Linked DNA regions of Mus musculus: region 1 is linked to region 2. The links are chromatin loops, found by intact Hi-C in ENCODE. Cell type or tissue: heart. All regions are shown on one strand. Links, peaks and the distances in the headings refer to the core of each region. The heading gives the core; the rest is flanking DNA.

Region 1 (4,378 bases), core at 1-4,000, 78 kb after region 2:
ATATAACACAGCTTGTTGCGACATAAATTCAGGTACATCACATCCTTTGAACCATATGAATAATAGTCCCTTGGAACAAGCATGGAGTTTTTAAGGTTGTTAATAGTGCTGTTTCCCAAGCCCAGTGTAAGAATGTATTCCAGAGTAAATGACAGGTGGGCGGCTAAGGGGGAAAGCAATATGGTACAAGAAAATACTAGAAAGTGGACAGAAAAGAGATGAAAGTACACTATACGTTGGCAATACACAAAATAGACCGAGAAGACATAGTATGAAATAATCGGGCAGAGGAGGCCCGTAGGGCTAAAATATCTTAAGTTCGAGGGCCTATGCCTCTCGTAAGGAGAGCGCATGATGGGAGCTGTTAATAACAAATAAGTAGTACTCATGGCCACAGTCGAACTCTTGAGAGCCACAGACAGACATAGGTCGCAAGGGCACAGTCCGGCATATCGATGACAAGGCGGGAGGTGACTGAGGAGCCAAAGGGCACAGTATGGGCCAAAGAAAATGGGAAGAGGTTCAGAGGGTACGGGCCCCCAGACTTGAGACCAGACTTGTCTTCCCTTCGATAGCTGGCTGGTGTGCTTGATGACCCGCACCCCCAAGCCCTCCTGGGTCCCAGGTTCGGGGCAGACAGACAGGTCCTGTCCCCAGACCCCATTCTGCCCATTTCCTTGGGACTCCACGAGGGGGCAGAGGCAGGCAGGAGGGTCCTTACCCAGGAAGATGGAGAAGATGAGCCGCAGCGCCTGTTCCGACGCGCCCAGAGACGTCGCCAACTTGTTAAGGCTCAGATCCTCGACACCCGGCCACAGCCCCCGCATCTGCTCCAGCGTCTCTCCCATGTCCCCGTCCGCTGTAGACGCCATCTTAACTGCGGGCGCCCCCCGGGGACCCCCAGCTCCGCGCCCCGAATGTGGGCAGAACGCGGTGGCTTCACCCCCAATTCCGGCCGGGGGCCCGCCCACGGCGTGCGCATTGGCTGCGGGCCCGCCCAGAGCCTCTAGACCCACCCGATTATTGGTCGAGCCAGCCGGGGGCGGGGCCGAGCGCAGCAAGGTAGGAAGAGGGCGGGGCCGAGCGTTTGTAAGGCAAAGGTGACTCCCGTGAGGAAGGGAAACGGGCCGGGCCGGCGGGGCGGGGCGGGGCTTGCGATCGCGACCCAGCTGCTATTGGAGCAGGCGGGAGCGCGAGGCGAGGTGACAGTACAACTCGGTCCGGACGGCTCCGGGCAGGAGTGGGTCGGACGGGTGTCCGGCCGGCTTGCTCGCTGCCTTCCCATTGGTTGAGACAGGAGCAGGCGAGAGTCGGGGCGGGGGGGGGGCGGGGGGGGGCGGGGGCGTCACCAGACCGCGAGGTTACTCTCGGTCGCCGGCGCTGGGGTTACTGGGGCATGTAACGGAGCGGAGCGAATGTCTGCTGTCACCCCACGAGCGCCCCCTAACGGTGTCTCCTCGGGGGCGGGGGAGGGGGGGAGAGCGAGGGTCCTGCATTCCCAGCCCTTTCCTGAAGGCTCTGGGGGAGCCCAGGGGCCCAAGAACACCCTTTAATGCTACGTAGCTCTTCCCGATGCAGGTCCTTTTCGGTTGTTCAAGTACTGGGACTCGAACCGGTGCCGCGTGCACGCTCTCCTGCCGGAGCTACAACCCTAGTCCTTATGCAGAGTTCCCTTTCTATAGTAAAACGGACCTTCTCTCCGGAGGCAATGAAATTAGGATCTGCCTATTTATATTAAAAAGAGCCTACTTAACACTTGCCGCTTTAATTAACAGTTAGGCTAGTTTTGTCACGGCTTAAGTAATGTATGTTCCTGATGAAAGTTCAAGCACTAGAGGCATGAAGCAAAATAGGAGCCCTTTCCTCCTATGCAGTGTCACTTCCCACTGATTGACCCCAGGGAAAGTGACAGTGTATGGGGTGTGTAACAAAGGGGTTCACAAGTTCTTGTCCTAAAAAGTTCAGCTATGGCTTACACTTCCATGGCATTTTATACTTTTTTCCAGCCCCCCCCCCCCCTTTTTTTTTTTACTGGGAAATTGAACGTAGGCTTTACGTGTGCTAAGGAAGCATTGGACCACTGAGCTATGTCTCCTGCCTTTTCATATGTCCTTTTATTTATACTTAAAGGCATTTTTTTTTACATTTATTTGTGTATATATTGGGGTATGTTGGAGGAAGGGCTAGTTTTTGCCACAGAACACACATGAAGGCCAGAAGACAACTTTCAGGAGACTGCTCTGTCTTTTGCCATGTGGATTTTGACGATTGAACTCAGTGCTGGCAAGTGCTGTAACGCGCTGAGCTATCTCTCTGGCTCGCAATTATTTTAATTAATTAAATTTTAATTTAAAATGCTTTATTTTTAATAATAGGGTTGTGCCTCTGTGGGTGGTGTGTAGATGAAGATTTCCTATCCCCGGTGTCTGGGTGTTACAGGAAATTGTGAATGGTGTGATATGGGTGCTGGGAATTGAATGCAGGCCCTCTGCAAGAGCAATATTCTCTCTTAACCACAGAGCCAGCCTGCCAGCACTGCCATTCTTTTTAAATATGAACTGCTTTACTCTTCCTGAAAAGTGCAGACTACAACCTTCCTGGATTAAGATTTTCTAATCTAGGCATAACCTAGACCAGTGGCTCTCAGCCTAATGCTGCAACCCTTTAATATACTTCCTCATGCTGTAGTGATCCTCCAACCCTAAAATTATATTTGTTACTACTTCATAACTGTAATTTTGCTACTGTTATGAATCATCATGCAAATATTTTTTGGAGATAGAGGGTTGCTAGAGAGGTTGAGAGCCACAGGTTGAGAACCACTGGCCTGCACAGAGAGCCAAATGTATCCCTTTCTGATGTCATCCCCTTCTTCATGTGAGACTGAAGATCTTAGACAATCACTTGACTGATGTGAATATTCATCACCAGGTAGTTTTTTTTTTTTTTTTCTTTTTTTTTTGGTTTTTCGAGACAGGGTTTCTCTGTGTAGCCCTGGCTGTCCTGGAACTCACTTTGTAGACCAGGCTGGCCTCGAACTCAGAAATCCACCTGCCTCTGCCTCCCAAGTGCTGGGATTAAAGGCGTGCACCACCACCGCCCGGCAAGGTAGTTCTGTTTAAAGGTGTGGTACTGGGCACAGCAGTGGGATGGCGCAGCAGGTTGCGGGGGGCCGGGGGGCGGTGCTTGCTGTAAATGCCTGGCTGACTCTGGACTTTGATTGCTGGGACTCAAGATAGGAAGAGAGAACCAGTTCCTAAAAGTTGTCCTCTGAGTTTTACACATGTATCATGACATGCCTGTCCCCACATTCAAACATACATACATCACACACACACACACACTCATCCACATACACTAATAATTTTTTTTAAAGGTGAGCAGGGCATGGTGGTGTAAGCCTTTAATTCCAGCACTACAGAAGCTGAGGCAGGAGGATTTCTGTGAGTTTAAGGCCAACCTGGTCTAGTCCAGGATGGCTTGGAACTTTGGAACTCTACAGCTCAGGCTGGCTTTGAACTTTGATTCTCCTGACTCAGACTCGCAAGGGCTGCATATGTGAGCTTCCGGCCCATCCCTCTGTCTCTACATCCCATTCTGACACAGGAATGCTAGGATTATGGAAGTGAGTCCTCATATCTGACTTTTTAACTTTATTATTATCTGGTTTAAGACAGGGTGTCACTGTGTAGTCCTGGCTGGTCTGGAACTCCCTATGTAGAACATGTTGGCCTGGCACTCAAAAGATCTTCCCGCGGCTGCCTCCTGAGTGCTGGGATTAAAGGAACATGCGTGGGCAGGTGGTAATGGATTACAGAAGAAGGCAGGTTGAGCCTCTGCTGCTGTATTTTGCCTCAGGTTCCTACCTTGAGTTCCTGCCCTGCCTTGAGTTTCTTGGAAGTGGAAGACAAATAACCCCTTTCCCCTTCAAGCTGCTCTGGTCATGGCCGTTTTTTTTTGTTTGGGTTGTTTTGTTTTATCACAATAGAAACCCTAATTAAGACATTTTTTTAAAAAGTCATTTGCCAGACAGTGGTGGCACACATCTTTAGTTGCAGCACTCGGGCAAGACCAGCCTGGTCTACAGAGCCAGTTCTAGGACAGCCAGGGCTACACACAGAGAAAAAAAAGTCATTTCAACTCTTTTTTTTTTTTTTTCTTAAAACTAGTGAGTTGTGTAGAGAGGAATTATGTACTCTATAGGAAAGAAGAAATAACTGTGTTAGAACTGAGCGTATCTGAGCCGGGCGTGGTGGCACACGCCTTTAATCCCAGCATTTGGGAGGCAGAGGCAGGCGGATTTCTGAGTTCAAGGCCAGCCTGGTCTACAAAGTGAGTTCTAGGACAGCCAGGGCTATACAGAGAAACCCTGTCTCGA
Region 2 (4,381 bases), core at 104-4,103:
AAGCAAATCTAAGACCTACTCAGCCCTTGGAAGTACATCACTGACATAATGTGCCACCAGAGTGCTCCAGAGACAGTTTCAGAGATCTGAATCCCTTCTCAGCATAGTTTATGATTTGAAACAGTTAAAGGTGTATAACATGGAGGCCAATAAGATTAGTATTTGTAAAAGATTTACTAATAGTTAGGTGTATGAGCTCATGTCTGCGCTTATGAATGCAAGGCCTCAAAAGAGACCAGAAGCTGTTGGGTCCCTGTAGCTTGGAGTTAGGGCAGTTAGGAATTGCCAAGCAGGGTGAGCCATCTTTGCAACCCCTCTATTTTTAATGAAGCAGGGCCATGGAGCCCAAGCTGGCCTTGAACTTCTCAGCTTTTGTGCTGGTATCACAGAAATGTGGCGCTATGCCCGGTCGGGCCTGATGTTCCAGAGTCTTTGCAGTGTGGGGAACTTGTAAGGATGAGACTACAAGACATCGGGCCACATCGCCTGCCACTACTTAAGTCCGATTCACTTCGGCTTTAGCTCCAAGCCTTTAATCTCGCGAAGCTCTTTTTTTTTTTTTAACAACATAGGAGCTGTGATTGGCTGTTTTCAGCCAATCAGCACTGACTCATTTGCATAGCCTTTACAAGCGGTCACAAACTCAAGAAACGAGCGGTTTTAATAGTCTTTTAGAATATTGTTTATCGAACCGAATAAGGAACTGTGCTTTGTGATTCACATATCAGTGGAGGGGTGTGGAAATGGCACCTTGATCTCACCCTCATCGAAAGTGGAGTTGATGTCCTTCCCTGGCTCGCTACAGACGCACTTCCGCAAGTGTTACAGCTCTTTTAGAATTTGTCTAGCAGGTTTTCTGACTTCGGTCGGAAAACCCCTCCCAATTTCACTGGTCTACAATGAAAGCAAAACAGTTCTCTTCCCCGCTCCCCGGTGTGTGAGAGGGGCTTTGATCCTTCTCTGGTTTCCTAGGAAACGCGTATGTGCTAGAGCCACGCTCTGAGACTTCCGCCTCGTGCGGTCCCGCTTCCTTTCTGCCTCCTCTGGCCTGCATCCGTGGGGGAGGTGGCTGGCTGCAGGGTTCTCCGGATCTCTTCTGTGTTCCCACTACTCAAGCACCGAGTGGCGTTCTATGGCGTCCGCCTCGGCTCAGCCCGCGGCCCTGAGCGCGGAGCAGGCCAAGGGTGAGGAAAGAGCCTAGTCTGGGTGTGGGCCGTCTTCTGGGGGGAGGGCGCGATACTATTCTTTGCCTCTCCAAGTGGGGCCCTTGCCCATTAGGGCGAAGGGTTGGGAGGACAAGCTTATCGGGTTGCTTGCAGGCCTCGGCCCACTAATTCCCTGCCTCTTCCCTCCTCTGGGCTCGCCCGCCGTCCTCCGCGGACCTCTCTGGGATGCTTCCGTCTCGCAGTGGTCCTGGCGGAGGTGATTCAAGCGTTCTCGGCCCCAGAGAATGCCGTGCGCATGGACGAGGCTAGAGACAATGCGTGCAACGATATGGGCAAGATGCTGCAATTTGTGCTGCCCGTAGCCACACAGATCCAACAAGAGGTTATTAAAGCCTATGGCTTCAGCTGCGACGGGGAAGGTGGGTCCCACAGGGCTTGGCAAAGGAATGGACTGGGGGTGGGACGCATGATGATGCCCCCCCCCCCCCCCGATCGATCTTTTTCTCGCCACAGGGCGGCAGTCACATCAAACATTGCCACTCACAGTTCAGGGACTAGACTTAAGCCCCGCCTGAAAAGTTATGGCTCTTGAAGCCAGGCATGGCCACAGTGGCCTTTCATCCCAGCATTTGAGAAGCAGAGGCAGGCAGGTCTCTGAGTTCAAGGCCAGCCTGGTATGTAGGGTGAGGAGTTCCAGGGTAGCCATGGCTATACAAAGAAAACCCTGTCTTGAAAAAACAAAAACCCACCAAACAAAAGTTCTGGCTCTAGAGTCCAAAGCCCTACATAGGCAAGTGTTTCTCCATGGCCCTCGAACTTCCCAGCTCTCCCCGAGTCAGGATCGCAGTAAGTTGCCCAGAATGGCCTTGAACCAGAGACCCACCTTTCTCAGCCTTTTGAGTAAGTGACAGGCTTGAGTCACTGGGCCCAGCTCTAACCTGAACTCTCTCGTGTACCTGAACTCTTTCTTGTCTGCCTTTTGGCTAATAGGTTTGGTGTGGCAGGTTGAGCCCTCTCTTCCCAAGGACAGTTGTTTATTAATTTTGTGTTTGTTTGTTTGTTTGTTTGTTTGTTAGCTAGCCAGGACTACCAGGGAGTCTCTTTCAAATCAGGCTGCTTGAGGCTAAGCTGCTGAACGTGGTTCACCCGAGACTGAAAACATAATGCTTTTTAATTTTTTGTTTGTTTGTTTGAGACAGGGTTTCTCTGTGTAGCCCTGGCTATCTTGGAACTCAATCTGTAGACCAGGCAGGCCTCGAACTCAAGAGACCCACCTACCTCTGCCTCCCGAGTGCTGGGATTAAGGGCAGGCCCAGCTGTTTTAGGGCTTTTTTATATTGCATCCAGTTGTGCCTAGTGAAAACCGGGGCGGGGTTGGTTGAAGCCATGCAGGACATGGGGGTGAATTGTCCTCTATTGCAGATGGCTGCCTGACGAAAGGAGATCTTCTGCTCTAGGGAGCCCCCTTGGCTGCCTCCACACACTGGTCCCCAGCAGTGTGGCTTGACTTGCTTCTGATTGCAGGTGTCCTTAAGTTTGCCCGCCTGGTCAAGTCTTATGAAGCCCAGGATCCCGAGATTGCCAGCCTGTCAGGCAAGCTGAAGGCCCTGTTCCTGCCACCCATGACACTGCCGCCCCATGGGCCTGCTTCTGGAAGCAGTGTGGCAGCCTCCTGAGATTGGTTCTCGTATGTGTGCTGCTGCTGTGGAGGCGGCCCTTGTGTTCCAGAGGATAATAAATGTACTTGTGACTAAACCTTTGTGTCAGTCATTTGTAGTCCTGATTACCCCCTCTTGTTGCCACCCAGCCGCCTCTAGCCTTTCCCCTCCTTTAGACCCTTTCTATCCTCTTCGCTGGGACCAACCCTGCTCTCATGAGACCTAGGGTGTGGGAGGCTAAGATGGGCCTCTTGGTACCCTGGGAGGTTTGCTCACAAAGGTGGCACCTCCTAGAGCAGCGGGCCCAGGCTCTTCTTTGGGCTCTCTGCTTTCCACTGTCAGAGAGGTACTCTTCCGAGGGCGGTCCCTTGGCTAGGGTTACTTCCTGGGCTTTGCTTCTACCCGCCCTCCTTCTGCTCCAGCAGTTTGAGCTCCAGGTAGAACAGCAGGTGGCTCCTCCCCTTCCCAGGGAAGTAGGCCTGGACAGGCCTGAAGCCTGCTGCACTCCTGCAGTCCTCTGGGGAATTTGGCCGTGGTGGGCGGGCGGACTCTGGCCAGCCCCGCCCCACCGTTCTTCTCTCAGAGACCTGTAATCCAGGGGCTTGGCCTCAGAGTCCCATTGGTTTGACAGGCTGGATAGAGGAGGAAGTGGCCAAGAAACGAAATATATTCTTCCTGAAGGTCTGGATCCCTGAACAGCTGTGCCACTCGATTGGCCCCGCCCCCGTCGCCCTTTGCCTGTGACTTCTCCCCACTCCTCCCGGGAGATGTTGTCCCGCGGGTAAGTCCCCTCCACCACTTGTGTGTGTCCCACAGACTCCTGTTTGTCTAGGTGGATGGACATTGTTCACACCCTCAACAAATATGCCTACAAAAATAGTCTACTCCCACTAATACCCCTGCCCTGGGTCCCCGTCCTGTCCCTGTGAACTCTCTCTCCTTACCACAAGATACAAGACCTCCAGGCTCATTTCCTCTGCCTCTTCCCCCGCCCCCACCCCAAATCTTTTCTTATTTTTAACCACTGGCCTGTGGTCCTCCTGCTTCTGCCTCTTGTCTAGGATCTCTTTCCCCCTTGTGTAGCTCGCATCACCTCAGACATGGCAGTCTGAGGGCACATTTGAGAAAGCTCTTCCATTCCTAGACACCCCACGTACCCCCACACACAGACAGTTTGGTTCTTTCACTGTTCCCCAAAGAAAGCAAACTTTGATAGATGAATGGTGAGCAGACATGGTGGACAGGTACTGATGACGATGTTTGTTGGTAATATGAATATGAGGCAGACATGATCTCTGCTTAGAGAGCAGGCATTCCAGCCAGAGATGACAGAGTGAATACACAGGCAATAACTAGGATTATTTCAGATGGCCGAAGCACTAACTAACTAACACGCAGGAAAAGAAGCAGCAAGTGATGTATTCTGGAGACATAATTGGCTGACAGGGAGGGCTTCCAGATGATGTTTGAGCTGAGCTGAGTGATGTCTGGGGACAAATGGGCAAAGGATAGTGTGTTCACCCAAGAAGAAAGCCATGGGCACCTTAGACTTCTGGT

What was found. A loop is a pair of places that touch in the nucleus more often than their neighbours do. Peaks named below come from ENCODE experiments on the same cell type or tissue, not always from the same donor. Only the 100,000 strongest peaks of a DNase experiment are listed, where the experiment ranks them.
Region 1: it touches region 2 in a loop (4-fold over the local background); 10 of 42 quality-filtered maps call a loop at or near these places.

The regions. Positions count from the first base shown.
Region 1 is chr6:124,659,703-124,664,080 of GRCm38, reverse strand. Lpcat3 (lysophosphatidylcholine acyltransferase 3) reads right to left here and starts at 977. Exons shown (of 13, transcript NM_145130.2): 1 at 722-977. The coding sequence starts at 872. In heart, for the core only: CTCF peaks have their summits at 682 (motif pointing right) and 1,503; a DNase peak (open chromatin) is centred at 1,200; H3K4me3 peaks cover 2,015 bases; H3K27ac peaks cover 1,606 bases.
Region 2 is chr6:124,737,723-124,742,103 of GRCm38, reverse strand. It overlaps Grcc10 (gene rich cluster, C10 gene), which reads left to right and starts at 1,035. Exons shown (of 3, transcript NM_013535.2): 1 at 1,035-1,184; 2 at 1,409-1,585; 3 at 2,691-2,921. The coding sequence starts at 1,133. The coding sequence ends at 2,842. It overlaps Rnu7 (U7 small nuclear RNA), which reads left to right and starts at 818; the gene lies at 818-879. It also overlaps a transcript of Ptpn6 not described here. In heart, for the core only: CTCF peaks have their summits at 1,448 and 1,691; DNase peaks (open chromatin) are centred at 453, 1,003, 1,553, 3,373 and 1 weaker place; H3K4me3 peaks cover 3,013 bases; H3K27ac peaks cover 3,040 bases.